Regions from separate parts of the Mus musculus genome. Here region 1 is linked to region 2. Evidence: chromatin loops called from intact Hi-C (ENCODE). Cell type or tissue: left cerebral cortex. All regions are shown on one strand. Each heading gives the region's core, and the rest is flanking DNA. Links, peaks and the distances in the headings are about the cores only. Region 1 overlaps Cubn (cubilin (intrinsic factor-cobalamin receptor)). Region 2 overlaps Cacnb2 (calcium channel, voltage-dependent, beta 2 subunit).

Region 1 (8,330 bases), core at 331-8,330, 1.4 Mb before region 2:
CTGATTTTTCTGCATGATTTGTGTTGTTTCCTGACCCCCTCTCACTGTTGTAAGTGGATTTGTTTCCGTCTAAGTCTGCATCCTTTTCTCCCTGAGTTATTTGTTACGTTTCTTTAGAGACAAGAGTACAGTTCTGTGCAGAAAGTCATCCCCAACCTGCCTTTGCTGGTGCAGGGGAATGGCAGTTATGAGTGTCAGCTATACTACTTCCCCTACTTCCTGCCTTACCATCTCTCACTGCAACAGGCAGCCACACACACAAACAACTCCTGGACCAGCAATTCCCATCTCCGTTGTGCTCCTGTCTTGAAATTATCTGGGGAAACAAGTCCCCTTTGATGTGTTTATAAAAAGATAAAGAAAAAGGGGGTATATTCTATGGGGGTGTGGTGAGGCATGGGGGGCAGGGGGTGTCTCAGTGGCCCCATGCAGAGGCATCCTTTTCCCCTAAGGGACCAGCTACACGAGGGTATAGTATAGAATAGAGTTTATTCAAGGTATGGGGAGGAGAGTTAAGAGAGTAGCAGAGAGATAGAGAGAGAGAGAGAGAAAGAGAGAGAGAGGAAGAGAAAGAGAAGAGAAGTAGAGGCTGGCCCATGGCCATGAGCACTCAGAGAGATGGGTAATGGAAGGGAATGGGGAACGGAAGAGCAAGAGAGAAGCAAGAGATAAGAGAACAAGAGAAGGAGGAGGGGACAAGCAGCCCCTTTTATAGTGGGTCAAGCCTACCTGGATGTTACCAGGTAACTGTGGGGAGGAGCATACTTGGCTGTTACCAGGTAAATGTGGGGTGGAGTTTAGATAGAATGCTAACACCTTTATCAACACATTTCCATCCACTCTCTGAATTTTCTAGAAATTAGTTTTACCCTTGTTGGAGAGAAGGAAAAAATAAACTGTGTTTTGCTACTCTTATAACATTCAACACATTATACTGCCAAAACTTGCTGGAGGAGGCCATTTCCACATCCCAAACCATTCTCCAGCAGGTACCAGCTGCGTCCTACAGTTTATCTCAATTCCGACACTGTACAGATGCAGTTAACATCAGCTCCCACAAGTAGGGGACCTCAGCGCATGCCCAAGACTCCTGCATTCCAGGTGTTCACAAATCTCAAGTTGTAAATGGGTTATCATCAGATCTTCTGAGGGCTGGCTATAAATAAAATTGTCAAATCCATTTCCTCTAGCTAAGTTCATTCTCGGACTGTACTCGGGGTTTATAGCCCTTGTTATTTGAATCTGAATAATCGCTCACAGGCTCCTGTCCTAGCGAATAGGAGATAGGGCCTCCCTGGAGAGAGAGAGCTTTATCTCAGTTGGTTTCCACAGAACGAAGTATCTATGAGAAGGATCCATGCTTTTCCAAGATGCACACTACTATGTCCAGGAAGTGTGACTATAGAATTGAAGAACGCTTACTCAATATTATCATGTAATTCTAAAGTTGAAAACTTATTTTTTTAAAAAAGAGGCAAAGCTCTACAATATTTCAAAGGTAGACGTCTAGGCCTGAGGGGACATACTTAGGTGGTCAGACAGTAGCCACCCCAAAAACATAAGCTCTGTATGCACAGCAAAGGGGGAATGGACTCTGAGTTTTCAAAGGACTCCTCACCAGGAAGAAAACCCTGGTTGTGCTTGCTCTCTTTGTGGGGGTGAATGAGTGATCTTGCTCTGTCTTAAGACATGAGAAGTTCCCAGAAGCCAGATCAATATGGCCTCATGCATGGATGACACCATGGTCTTCTTGCAATTGGTCCCTTGTTCAGCTTGTCGGGGTCTTTTGGATTTAATGATGTTACCCATTGCTTTACCACATTTCCAATACAGCATTATCCACACACTTTAGATATATGCATAGCTAATGGGAAGCAGAGCTGTTTACGATGATACTTCATTGGTGCCGCTCTGTTCCCTACAGAAACAATTTCTTCAGTATTTGAGTGTTGAAGTCAGCTGAAGCAACACTCTCATTCAGCGCAAGTCTCTAAGACTTTGCTTAGCGTGATTAACCTGTACTAAGTTTCTTTCTGTGAAGTTGTCTGATCTGCTGGAGACGGTGGCAATCTCTGAAAGCACTTGGTTTCCTCCTGGAAGTGAAGTAGTGGGTACCACTCTTAGTTACCCACCTGGAGGCAACAACATGCTGTAGGATGCTCTCAGTCCTGACAAAGCTGCAGAGCTAGGGCACCTGAGGTGACACACTCTGATACACAACTGCACCACACTGTGATCCCCACCGCTCAGGGACGAGCTGGCATATGCAAGGGTCTGTGCATTTTTTATGCTTGTTAATAATATAACTGTCTACAAAAATGCTCTGTGTTCTTGGCTTAACTTGAATAGAAATACACAAAATATGCTTCAGGACTAGAGCATGATCCTTCTTGGAACATTATTTCTTTGAGAATTTGCTTTTACTAACACCTTTTAAACAGAGACAGCCAGCTTTTACAACCAAATATTCATGGGTTTCTTGTCTGTTACGGCAGTAGCTTGAAATAAGGCCTGAAAGGTAACATGAAGTTGTTAAATAAAGTACACATAGAATAAGAACTGATGGCCTGTGTGAGTTGTAACTACCAGGCTGGAAGTATGATGCATTTCTGTATGATGTGGGCAGTATGCTATGCAGAATACCAGGGCTTGAGTTGTGTGAGAAAGGTGTGTGCAAAGCTAAAGAGAGGAACAGTCGCTGTGCAATGGAGAGTAAGGCTGATTTTTTTCTGAAAATTTAGTGTGCTGTGGTTTGAATCTGACATGCCCCGCCCCCTCATGGCTATTGGATTGTAACAGTTAGTTGGGTGCCAGCTGGTGTAGCCGTTTGGGGGGCTGCAGAACCTTTGTTCTCCAGCTGGTGGCGCTGTTTGGGGAGGCCATAAAAGCCTGGGCAGGAGGAACTGGGGCGCTAAAGTGCTTCACTTCCTGGTTTTCTGCCAAGTGAGTGGTACTGCACATGCTCCTACTGCATGGCCCACCATGCCCTTTTCAGTGTGATGGAAACAAATCCAAGGAGGAGAAGTCGGAGTTCGTGTTGGGAAGCAGTTTCAGAGGCCACAATAAATCTTCGAGCGCACGTCACAGTGAAAACCTGATCGCAATGGGTTAAAAATGGAGACAATGGAACTGTATGGTTTTAAGAAATGTTTATTACCCGTACTTTGACTTTTGTATAGTGGAAACCATACAGCTATTTGTATCACCAACTTTTAGAAATGTACATCAGTGTGCCAGGATAATTTCTACCCTTTAAAGAACGTTTTAAAAGGTCTCCACTAAATGGTGCATCCAGTAAGGATGGCATGTACACCTGAGTGGAACACCACCAGGCTCTGCCTTCAGAACACCAAATGTAAAAAAATTGGTCATACACTTTCTCTTGTAAAGGCCATAGAAGCTCAGTCCGTGTTTGATGGCGTGGGCAGAGATGGGGATGAGAACCACAGAGTTCTGGGCAGGGTTGCGGGTTGCGTCTGACGGCGCGGGGCAGAGCCAGAGGGGTTACACACAGCTCTCCCGATTCAGCTACTCCACATTATTTCAAATCCTGAAGAAACGGTTGCATACTCCGCATGGAATCTTATGAAGACCCGATTTGATGAAGCATGAAAGGGTGCTACCACAGTGTCCTGCAATTGAGGAGGAGGGGAAGAAAGGTTATTTTTTAAATCAAACATATTTCTAGAAATATCAGCATACTTAAAGTGTTACCTATAGAAACTCTATAGAAGTTCTAAGAGTGAAGCAACATATATTTCTAACTGTGACACACCAATAATTAGTGCATTAATTAATACAACAGAATGCCTCCAGAGACAGAAGGCTGCAAGGCGATGGTTGGGGAGGTAATGGTGGGCCTCACTGGTCTTTTATCTTCTGTGTATCTGAACTAATGTGAACAATGGCACGCATCAGTGCTGTGCCATAAAGCACACCACCCCAGCCAGGCTGCTGGTGTCAGCGCATGCACACCACCCCAGCCAGGCTGCTGGTGTTAGCACATGCAGACCCACACACAACCGCCAGGCTGCTGGCGCTTTACCTTAGCGTTTAGTTCTTATTTCTTTTATTCTTATGCTTTATATGATAGGTTAACATTGTGAAATGTTAATAAAATAAATGGAAAACTCATTACATATGGAAAGGAGTATACTTTGATAATGGATACAGCGTATCCATTATCTCCTTGGATTTGAGATGACACTGAGCTACAAGAGGGAGTCATCCACCTTCCAGCGCCTCTGTCCTTCATCTACAAAGTCCAGAGTGAACTCTTCCTGCAGCACAGGCTGCCAACTGTGGCTTCAAATAGATCTGACTGCTTGGAAGGTACTCAAATCTACACACAGGAGCCATACAAAGATAACAAAGTTATCTCTCATTTTATCCTGCATATAATAGCAAACAGGGTGCCTACTGGTCCCAAGATCAAATTCTTTCCCCATGTAACTGATTTTCCCATATTAAGATATGTTCCCCAGAGCTGTAATGGTGGATATAGTTGGGGAGAAGTTACTTTCGAAACCCAGAGGCTTTGTTTAGTAATCCAGGCTGCACTCAGGTACATGGGAAATAATACATCAAAAAAGTTTCTTCATTAATGTGGGAAGGTGTTAGTGGAGGATCGGTAAGTTATAAACAGTTTAAAAGATGCAGATATGTGTATGCATTCAGATATGAAAATACGTGTGCTCAAATATGCAAATGTGTATATGTATTCAAAGAAAGGTAAGTGGTGAATACATAGAATTCTCAAACTTTTAAACTTACGATGTACTTTCTAATGTTTCTAAAAATAAAATCTTACAAGCTTTAAAATAAGTTTTATATTTTTTTAATTCTCTAGACATCCAGTGATATAATTCTTGCCTTGTTTGGTTCAAAGGGCCGTGCGAATAAAGAGGAGAAAAATTAAAAACAGTGCCCTAACTCCCTGGTAAGGTTTGATTCTGTAGCTTTTAGTGGTAACTGTAATATGACATATCTGCCACTAGATGGTGCTCATACTCCCAAAATAGAAAGCCACTGAATTACAACTTTTTTTTTTCTTTTTTTGGTTTGCATGTGCCTGTAGTTACCGTTACCGTCACTGTTTAAAAAATCACATGTGAAATTTTACATGTGGAAATGTAAAATAGCTTGTTTGTTTACTCACGATGCCACAGAACGGTCCAAAGGGTGGTGAGTTGGCATCTGGACCATTGAAGAGTATGAGGTAGTTCTGGTCACAGCCACCTGGAGAGTCGATACTGAGAAAGGGAAACCCAACAGAGAGAGGCCTTCCAGAAGGAGCAACGATGGTCCATTCACAATGAGTGTTGTTTGGGTAGCTGTCAGGAAAGCCAGGGTTGGCTAATATACCTTCGTTGCCCAAAAGAGTCCCTCCACAGCCTGCAAAGAAAGAATGGACAAAGGTTCCATTTAGCATCCAGCTTGCTTTCCCACACAGGTAGAAAGCGCCCAACATGGAAACCCTCCTCTTGGTTGAGAGCCCCTCCGGGCCCATCCCCACTGGATAGTCCTTTCCCAGTGGCTGTGACCCAAGGTAATTCCCCCGGGACTATTCTTTGCTAACCTCAAGCTAGGAACAAACTGGAAAACAATACAATAGTTACCCCAAGAGAAAAGTCTCCATCTGCATGCTTTGAGGGTACAGCAGACTCCCTGAGCATAGAAAATATTAATGACTGCGAAAATCAACTCACATTCTGTGGCACACCCAGACTGACGACTGACGTCTGACGTCACAGCTTAGATGCTACAACAAAACTCATCAGGCCCACTCTAGCAGTTCTAAGACCTTCTCAACTTCTAAATCTGGTACAATGCCTTGAGCAGGGTCACCTTTCTGTGGGGGCTCTGGTGTGTAATAGCAACAGGGTGCCTATGGGTCCCAAGATCAAAGTCTCTCCTCAAGTAACCAACTTCCCGTGTAAAGATAGAGTTAGCCATGTTTCCTGGAGCATGGAGTTTTCTCTCCTTCTCTCTCCCTCTCTCTCTCTCCCTCTCTCTTCAAGATCAGTTCTTACTATGTAGGTCAGAGTGGCTTACGGCTTCACTCCCTCATGTGCAGGCCTGCGGCCATGGCCAATGCATTCATCGGTTCCTCCTTTTCACCAATCAGGGAAGTTAATGACTGGGCTTCCTTCCGTGTGTAGATTTTGTTTTCTGTGATTATTGAATGGGACCCTCTCTTATCCCTTAATATACTTAAAAGATTCCTTTCATGATTTTTATTTTGTAGGTTCCCAGATATTATAAAATTGAAGTATTGGAGGTATCCCTCTTTTCTCGATCTAAATGTGTTCATGTGACTTAAATTCCCTGCTATTTAATGAACAGTGGACCAAAAATTCAAGAAGACATTTATCACCCTGAAGTAGCAATTACGACACAGGACTGCCACCAAATGATAGGAACCATGAAGGATTGAGCTTCTCATAGACACATACCATGAGACGTGCATACACACGGTCACATGTGCAGCCCGCTGCTCATTGTGGATAGAGCCAGCTGCCTGCACACACACAGATTTGGCCCTGACTTGTCCTGTGATTTCATTTCCTGAATTCTCAAAGAGAACTCCTGGGTATTCCATCCGAAGAACAAAAATAATGTTTACATGGAATGTTTACATTGTCAGACCTTTTATATGAAAATTTCAGTCTTTTACATCAAAGAAATGATAAATAATTGTAGGATTTTGAAAATTCAGTACTCTCATTGTTAAGAAATCTGCGTCTTTAACAGAAAATCATCAGGCGCAGACCTAATGTGCTGAAGGCCGCATTCCTATTTCCTGTAATGTTATTTCCTGTGGTGGACACCCCATCAGCCCACAGGAGCTTCCCTCAGAGTGAGCATCTTACCAGTAGGAGAGGAGGCCCAGATAATTTCATATCCATGGTGGGTGTCTGAGTCATCGCTGTGGAAGTGCAGATACAGTTCATTGCTCTGAGAGAAGATGGGGTTGGGCAGCAGGTTGCTGCAGTACTTGCCAAGCAGTGGTGAACTGCTGCTGCTGCCATTTCTTACCTGTGAAAACCCACCATTGGTTACCCATCCGATCACCTCTGTTTCAGCTCATCACTAACACGTGAGGTAAATCCAGTAGGTTTGTTTTGGTTTTGTTTTCTGAGACAGTATCACCTTCTTAGCTCGGGCTAGCTTGGGCTAGCTTGGGCTAGCCCAAGCTAGCCTGAGACTCCCATTATTCTTGTCAGGCCACTCAGACTCCAGAATAGGAAATGGGGCTTTACATATTCAAGTATTTGTAGATGAAGACATATAAGAATTTACAGCACTCGCCATTTGCATTGGGATTTAGAAATATCTGATAAAGTATAGCCTCAGAAATACTGACATTCTTGTGATATACTAGCCGGTGCCATGATCCTACAGAGTGTTATGTGTGCACACATTTTGAGGAATGCACAGTGGACTTTCAAGGGGGAAGGGGCACCACTGTTTGGCCTGTTTCCAGTTGTACTTTATTCCTGGGATCACAGTGGGGGCCGGGGGAAGGATGCTTCCCACTGGAAAGCTTAAAGTGGCCACAATGAACAAAGAACACCGAAGATCAAAAACAAATCTTTTCCTTGTGGGAAAAGTAAATGGCTCCATGTGCCTATAATATTCCTCACCCTGTAGACCTGCATGAAGAGCTGCTGTTAGCGTGTACATGTTCAATGTGAGAAGCTACCCCACTTCCCTTCATCGTTCCATAGTCCAGAATCTGGCTAGCCTTTAGAGTCACTGCAGTCTGCAGAAGTGCACATTTACTTGGGCATCTGAGCTGGCGAGGCTCTTTCTATACCTAGGCAATGGCAAGTGATGCACTCTTGGTTCTTCTCTTAAATGTTTAAACAAAACATCTCTGGCTAGGACAGACTGGTCAGTTCCCTCCCAGTACGTGGGATAGCTGACACATTTAAGAACGCTACAAGGCTTGACCCGCTCCCGCCCCCCATACTCTCAACATTGAGTTTCTTTCCTTGGGGATCCTCTCTTAAATCACTTCTGCGAGATCGGGGGAGGAGAGATCCACTGCTTAGAGCTTACCACATTCACTTTTCTGAGAAGGATGAGGCATAGCTCATGAATTATGCAGAAGCATGTACATTGGAGAGGGGAGTTGGAGGCATATTCACAGGTAGGGCCTAGCCATGCCCTCCCTGCTAGAAATGCACTAGAATCCTCATGGAAGACTTCTATTCCCACCATAGCTAAAGTAATAGAACACCAGGGCTCCCTTCAGAGTCTCTCCTGGAGCTCCAGAGGCAGATGTGTTTCTGAGGCCTGTGTAGTAGCTTCCTCTCTCTGCTAAT
Region 2 (8,341 bases), core at 196-8,195:
ACAGTAAAACTACAAGTTGTATTCATCCACAGGCTCAGAGATGCATATGATCAGCACTATTATTGATCTGCTGACAGAGGCAGCACACAAAAAGGGAACAGCTAGTGCTGGAGAACTGGGATAGGGTCTGGAGCAAGAAGTAGAAAGAGTCAAGATAGTGTTATAGGTTGAATTGTGTATTCCTTACTTCTTATAGAACATAGATGTGAGTGTGACCTTTTGGAGAAAGAGTTTTGCAGATGAAATTAAATTAAGAAGAGATTGTGGGCCAGGCGGTGGTGATACACACCTTTAACCCCAACACTCGGGAGGCAGAGTTAGGTGGGTTTCTGAGTTTGAGACCAGCCTGGCCTACAAAGTGAGTTCCAGGACAACCAGGGCTACACAGAGAAACCCTGTCTCAAAAAAACAAGAAGAGATTGTGCTTGATCAAGGTGAGCCCTGTCCAGTATGACTGATGCCTTTATCAGAAAGGAAAATAGTGACATAGATACAAAGAAGTGGGCATGTTGGGATGGAAAGGACAGTGGGTTAATAGATCTTGTAGCCCAGGGACTTTAGAGACTACTGAAAAAAAAAAAAAAACAACCAACCAAACAAACAAACAAACAAAAAACCCAAGAGCTTAAAAAGGCATGAGCTAGATCCTTCTCTGGTGCTTCAGAGAGACCATGGCTCTGATGATTCTTTGATGTGGAACTTTGGCTTTCAGGATAGTGGGAGAAAGATTTTTTCTATTGCCTTATGATTTCATCATATAGCACCCATTCATATCACTGTTTCCTAGAAATGAGCACAGGTAGACTTACCTGAATGAAGTCTTTGCCTTGAAAGAGTTATGTAGGTTGTAGAGAGCAAGGATGGGAATTGAGGAGCCAAATGATGCTCAGAAAGGAGGTTGGACCCATGGCGGAGTGGTATACCCATGTTAATCAAATTTCTGTTACTGTATCATATATCTGAGAGGCAATCACATTACAAAGTCAACAGGTTTCTTTTGACTCACAGTCTTGGAGGTTTTAATCTGATTTGTTGCCTCATAGCTTTTGGTCCTGAGCTGAGATAATTTATCTGTAAGAAATGCATAGCAAAACAGAACTTCTCACCTCATGGTCTGGAAGAAAAAGAGAAAAGAGGAAGGAAGTGAAATCCCCACCACCACCACCAGGAAAGTACATGCCACTTAGGATGTCTCTCTAGACCTTACCTCTTGGAGATTCCACAATATCATAATGGAATTGTACTGAGGACCAAGCAAACACTACTGAAGTGTTTGTGCTGGGGTTTTACAGTACTGTGATGTGTCTGAAGGCACAGTGGAATTCTAATCAGTGATGATGGTCAAAGGTTAGCAGGGAAGGCCATCTTATGCTATGCAACAAAGTCTGGCCTTGATCCACAGAGACTTTCATGGCTAAAAGATGCTGAAGGTTCCTTTAGCTCCATGCTTGTCACCACTTTCTTTGTAGCTGGCAGAATCTCCTAGTTTGAACTCAACTCATCTAGACCTCTAGAAATCTTCCAATTAGAAAGAGGGCCAACTGTACACTGATTCTAGGATGTAAAATATAAGGCTATTTTCTGAAACAAGTCTCCTCATTGCATTTGACATTCTATGGCTTCCATATCCACCCTAGACACAAGTTCACAATTGGCATATCATATGCTAGAATCCAAACCATGATTAGAGTCTGGATTTGCAGATTCTTGGCACCATTTCATGAATTCCTTCCAATTCTAATCTAACCATCACTTAACAAAGCCAGATTCTGATAGCTCCTAATCCAAGATGTCATAAAATTGCACTTCAAATACAATGTAGAAAACCAGAGTCTTAGGGTCTACTTTGCTGTGGGTCCTCAGGTCTTATTTTCTTATGACAAACCTATATAGCTACTTCATTTTTCTCCTTGTGTGATTAATGATGCTTCCACAGTTTTCTAATATAGTTTCCATTTCATATGAACCAAACAAAGACAAAAAACAAAAATTCCCAATACTATAAGATTTGTTTTAAATCATTTCATACAACGCATGTTGATAATATATATCCCTCGATTCCTTCCCCTATCACCTCCCAGACCCACCCTCACTTCTCTACCCCTCCAACTATGTGTCCTTCTTTTGTGTTTTTATAATTTATTGACTCCAAGTTTTGCTGCCAATAAATTTCTGGGTATAGGGCCATCCACTTAATCATAGTTAACCTATCAGGAGCTATATCTTTGGGGGAAACTGACTCTTCTGCTATGCTCCAGAAGCCATAAATGTCCATTATTCCTCAGTTAGGGCATGGGCTCATGAACCTCTTCCTACTCCATGCTAGGATGTTGATTTGCTTCATCTTGTACAAGTCTTCTATAGGCAAGCACAGCTGCTGTCAGGTCATGAGTCAATGGTCTTATCATGTTCTGAAGACACTGGTTCGCTCCAGTCTTCTGTAACCTCTAACTCTTACAATTTTTCTGGCCTCTTCCAAAATAGTTCCTAAGCCTTAGAAAGAGGTGTGATTTTTTTTTCTGAGCACTCCAAAGACACAGATTCTCTACACTTTAACTAGTTGTGAATTTCTGCATTAACATTGTTCACTGGACAAAGAATATTCTCTAATGAGATTTAGACAAAGAGATACTAATATAGAGGATAATCTGATACTGTTTCCATCTAAGCAGAGTAATGATAGTAGGTTCACTTTCAGAGCCCGATGGCTACACTTTCTTAAAGAACCATTTTATTTATTTTTAATAATATTTTTAAAATTTCACATGCATATATACAAAGTATTTTGATCTTATCCATCTCCTACTACACCACTCCAACTCCTCCCAGGACCCATTGACCACATCATCCTGTGTCTTTCTTTTCATGTCCAGTGTTATTCTTATTCTTATACTTACTCCCCACTCCCCACTGAATCTTATTAGCATTGGCCATATACAATACGTGTAAGACCATCCACTGGACCATGCGCAAACTGCTACAGACCACATCCTCAAAGAACAGTGACTTCTTTTCCTCAACCTACTTCAACTGTCAGTACCTTCTCATCTGGGATTCTTATAACTCTCCTCCCTGGCCAGTGCTGAATATTTGATGACCTTGATATCCTACATGTCTGTAATGACAGCCATAGCCATCTGTGCAATGGCTCCATCATGCCCAAGAGACATTGCTTTGCAACAGTTCCCTCAAATCTCTAGGTCTTAAAAGTCTTTTTCTCCTGCTCTTCCATGATATTCCCCAAGGGTGCAACTAGGAGATTGATATAGATGAGTCATGCACAGGTGAACACACATTACTCAGTGCTTTGACAAATCGTGAATTTCTGTATCATTCACTACCCACTGGGAAAAGAAGCTTTTTGGACCAGTGTTGGGGGGGAAAAAGGACAGGTCTACAGATTTATGGATTTGAGCATAAGTACCGAGGAGGTAGTTTGAAAGTGTGGTCATTTAGTGAAACAACATCAGGAGGCTACCCACTAGGGCCAATGGCATCCCCAGCCATGGGCTTTTCACCAGCCTTACAGTATCTTCCTTAGAGGTACACGAATTCCCTCCTGTGGAAGAGTTCTAAAATACAAACAAAAGTTTAATGGTTACCCCCATAACCATCAAGCTATGATGCACCAATGGGCACAACTTACCTGGACATTTGGGACTGAAGTATACAGGCTCCAATGCTGGATATGGCCATTTATGTCTTTTCTCCCCCAGTAGCTTAGATAGCATCTAGCAACAGTATGAAAGTTAGCCAGCAGGGAAAGTTTCCTCATTAGTTTACGACTGATTTCTCTATGTCCTGCAACAAAATTGTGTGGTGTTTTCAGCAATACGCTCTTCCTGTCTAGTTATGGTGGGTGGCTGAGAAGAATAATGGCCTATGCTGTGCCTCACTGATCAATGGGTCATTTGGAGATGTTTTAAAGGGTCACTTAAAATGATTATACTTAAATGCTGTCTCATTAGTGAACTAACATAAAATTGTAGGGATTTCAAATTTCTGCATGAATGCTTTAATATGTGCCAGAGAGCTTGATTCAGATAATGGTAACAGCCCCCTGCAGAACAGAGTAGAAAAGGACTAAGGGAAGAGATGGCACAGACCTAAGCCTGAGCCTGCCTGCTATCAGTGCTTATACCACCAAAAACTCTACTTCGTTTGGTCTATGGATGCCTAAATATGAAAGAGACCCACTTAGATTCTATCTAAAATCTATGCTTGTGAAATTGTGAGTTTACTTTTTAATTACAGAGGTAATGTGACCTCTTGGGAAATATTTTAAGATTTGGTGGCAGCTGTAATCTAAATGCTTTGATTAGGCATTGACTCAAAAAAAAAAAAAAAAAAAAAAAAACCTCCTGAAAATGGCTGCAATATTCTTTAGCAAAGCCTGCCACCTAGTGGCAACAATATGACTAACAAAGAACTTGGTTTTAAACCATAGAAAAGACAGAGCCCTTGAGTATGAGTGGTGAATATAATTACCATCCTATCTAGACAATGTTCTAAAAAATTTACTCTAGGTTGAAAAGAAGAAAGTGTTCTAAAAAATCACATGAATCTTCCATCTTAGTTCTTCTAGAAAAATTTAAATTTTACACTCACCTATTCCCAAATCTTGACCTTTTCGTCTGTCTCCAATAACAGTATACAGCGTGTGAGACCTGGAATCCTTTCCAGAATGTACGTAAGATGGCAGCCATGCATATTCCTCTTGTATTTTAGCTAACTGCTACAACAGCTGCAACAATATATTCACACTTAGTGAGGAAGTTAGTGGGGGATGGTTTGGACTTTTAAAAAAAATGGTGCCTGAGTCTTTAGCCTCGGTTGGCCTGGACCTCGTGGTGTTCCACAGGCTGCCTTTGAATGTGAAATGTTTCTCCTGTGTCTGCCTCCTCAATGTTGGGATTCCAGGCATGCATAAACTATCATGCCCAGCTCATATGGCTTTTGTGTAACCTCTTATGAAAAGAATGTTGGAAATTAATGAATGGGAGAGGCTAAATGCCTCATACTTCATATTTCATAATATTTTCATAAAAGGTTGAATGACTGGGAGGATGGAAATAGTTTGTGCTTTGAAGGAACACAGCACACACTGTATTTTTATTGAAATTCGAAAAAGGTCTTCAAACACATTCTCCCTGACATTTCCTTTGCTTCTATTTGACTGTCTCTTGGACAGTATTAGTCTACAATCCAAATAATGTGTTTCAAACACTTCACAGTGACTCAAATAGCTAAGTTGGGTTTTTTTTTGTTGTTGTTGTTGTATGTAGAACATAGCCCAGCTTTTGATTAAAGTCTTATGTGGATAGAGGCCTAAGGTTCCCTGAAGAGCCATGTGGTGTAAGGCACTCTGAAGGGGTCCTGCCCAGTTTTAGATTTTAGAAATATGTCTGTCCTGGGAAAGTTAGGGCAAAAAGAGAAAAAGCAGATGGATCATTACAGGCTTTCATACGGGATCAACTCCTAGCATATCTCTAGATTTTCTTAGACACTTCAGATTTTACACATCTCAAACTGAACTGTGACTGTACCTCTTCCAAACATGCTTCCTTCTGTGTCTGTCTCACAGCAAAAGGTACTTCTCTCCTCAATCTGGTTATAGAAACCATTAGACTACAAGTCATTTTTGGTCGCTGTCTTCCTCTCTCCTTATATCCAGAAACCAAACCAATAAAAAAAAAAAAAAAAAAAAACCCACCAAAATCACAACAAATAAAGACCTAAGTGTACAGCCTCAGATTGAATTCTTGTCCGTGGAACAAGGCTCAGATCTGGTCAGAAAGTGATGTTTGAGAGATGACTCAGCGTTTAAGAGCACTTGATACCTTGCAGAAGACCTTGGTTCTGTTCCCAGCACCCACATTGTTGTGGTTCAATATGCTTGAATATACTACTCACCCATTCAGAGTAGTACTGTTAGGAGGTGTGGCCTTGTTGGAGTCACTGTAGAGGTGGGCTTTGAGAAACCCTTTTCCTAGCTGCCTAAAAGATAGTGATAGTTTTCTCCTAGAGGCCTTCAGATCAAGATGTAGAACTCTCAGCTCCTTCCCCAGCACCATGTATGCCTGCACACTGCCATGAGTGGCATCATGATAATAATGGACTGAACCTCTGAAACTGTAAGTCAGCTCCAATTAAATGTTGTCCTTTATAACACCCATGGTCACAGTGTCTCTTCACAGCAATGAAATCCTAACTAAGGCACACATGGAGGAACACAACCAGCTGTCACTCCAGTTCCAAGGGCTACAGTGCCCTCTTTTACTTTCAGGTCACTGGCACTTTCAGGTACATGGTATACATATACCCATGCAGGCAAAAACACTAATACACATAAATTATTTTAAAAGATGCTAATTACCTCCAAACAGCCATCCCATTATTGTACCAGTGCATGTATCCTCCATGGTAGGTCAAGATTGTAGCTTGCAGGGTCTACTCCTGGAAAAGACAATTGATGTGTTTTTCCTTGGCAGCCTACATGGTACCTCCTATCCCTGTGAACGCTAGCCAGCCAAAAGGAAATTATCTTCCTAATATGCTCAAGACTGATTTTTTATTTCCTGCAGTCAAAGTGTGTAGTGTCTCCAGTACTCTCTACTTATGGTAGACAAAAAAGAGCAGTGATATGCAGGTGTTGCTTTTGCAGGCCTTGTGTGCTTCTTTGTCTGATAACCTACAGGGAACTAGCCCATAATTATCATTTGATAACTCACGTCTTGCACTGTTCACCCATGCAGAGTACCTCCATTCAAACTTCATTCTAAAACTGGTGGAGTTGGAGAAATGCTTCAGAGTGTTCGGGGTGATCTTCGAAAGAACCCTAGATCAGTTCCCAGAACACTCACCAGATGGCTTTCAACTGACTCTAACTCCAGCTCTAGGTGATCCAGTACTAGCTTCTGACTTCTGTAGATACGTGCACTCAAGTGCCATAACCGTACACAAACACATATACGTACATGCAATTGAAAATCAAATCTTTTAAATAGATTTTAAAGAGCATTTTGTTGTTATTTTTTAAACTAGTATGCTTCCATAAGGCTTTTTCATAAATCCTCAGTGTTGGTTAAATTGCTCCTTCCTCATTCCTCTGCCCCTTCCCTCCATCTCTGCTTAAACCTTCACTACCAAATATACCCCTTCTTCCATACCACACGTGTTCTGCTATCTCCTCTTATTATATATTTTGATTGGGTTGTAAGATAGTTGGCCTCCACGTGGCATTTCAGACACCTTTCCCATTGGTTAATCATCCCCCCTAGAGTGTTCTCACTTCTCCTCTCTTTCCAATTCCCTCCCCACCTCTTCCCATCCCTCTTGTTCCACCTCTCTACTATTATTTTAGATAAAATGTACACACTAACTTGTATAATTAAAGTTAAAAACCAAAGGGGAATTTGTCCCCCTAACTATACTGTACATTTCTATAGCTAATTCAGTTTTAAAGTTAACCTGGGAACATACATGTTCTTTTGATCATTTTAATTTATATCAAATTCTAGTAAATTTTCTTTTATAGCACATTTAAAAGGATTTGGGTTTTAAATTTTTTAAATTATGTGTGCATATGTATATCCGTGAGAATGTGCATGCATTAGTACCAATGTTCTTTGAGTCCAGAAGAGGGTATTGGAGCCCTGGAGCTGGTGATATGGTCGCTGAGAATAGACTGTAGGTCCTCTGGAAGAACAGAAAATGCTCTTAACCCCTGAGCTGTCTCTCCAAGAAGAGCCAAGGAAGTTACTTTGAAAAGTTTGTAAAAATAGTAGTGTTGACTAAAATGAGCTTCGGAATTATGTTATATTTGAAACAGAAACATGCCAAGCAAGAAGATGGGTCTTTGTATTAATATTGAAATAACAATGAATAGAATATTCAGGAACAAACTATATTTAAATATATTGGAGAATATCAACATTCAACCCTCATATTTAACATTCATTAAATTAAAATACTCTCATGTATGTAATAATAAATGAAACAGGTTCATTTTAGAATAAATACATAAACAAGGAATTCCCTTTTATAAAATTGAAATCTCATTTGGCCTTCACTGTATGTAAAATGTAATAGTGTAAATAATGAAACAATAGAACATTAGTTCTTCAACAGGCAGTATAAAATTATAGTGGTATAATTAATTAAGTAACTTAAAATTAGATCCATATTTTGTGTCAAAACTAATTAAAGAGTTAAAGATAGCATGACTTGAAAACAGCATTGGACAGTCAACAAACCATAGGAAGAATGCTTCTTTATAAGGATAGTAGAAAGGTTAGACAGCTTCTACAGGAATCGTTAAAGCCAGCATGATGGCTCAGCA

The links. Peaks named below come from ENCODE experiments on the same cell type or tissue, not always from the same donor. Only the 100,000 strongest peaks of a DNase experiment are listed, where the experiment ranks them.
Region 1: it touches region 2 in a loop (6-fold over the local background); 6 of 42 quality-filtered maps call a loop at or near these places.

Annotation. Positions count from the first base shown.
Region 1 is chr2:13,273,204-13,281,533 of GRCm38, forward strand. Cubn (cubilin (intrinsic factor-cobalamin receptor)) reads right to left here. Exons shown (of 67, transcript NM_001081084.2): 65 at 6,873-7,038; 66 at 5,159-5,394; 67 at 3,135-3,632. The coding sequence ends at 3,525. The region is part of intron 1 of Gm13270 (a long non-coding RNA gene); the gene reads left to right. Among named protein-coding and RNA genes, the nearest start is that of Gm13270, 5.8 kb to the left of the region's middle. In left cerebral cortex, for the core only: CTCF peaks have their summits at 2,861 (motif pointing right) and 4,999 (motif pointing right); a DNase peak (open chromatin) is centred at 5,063.
Region 2 is chr2:14,699,034-14,707,374 of GRCm38, forward strand. The region is part of intron 2 of Cacnb2 (calcium channel, voltage-dependent, beta 2 subunit); the gene reads left to right. Among named protein-coding and RNA genes, the nearest start is that of Gm13269, 64 kb to the right of the region's middle. In left cerebral cortex, for the core only: a CTCF peak has its summit at 4,414 (motif pointing left); a DNase peak (open chromatin) is centred at 4,403.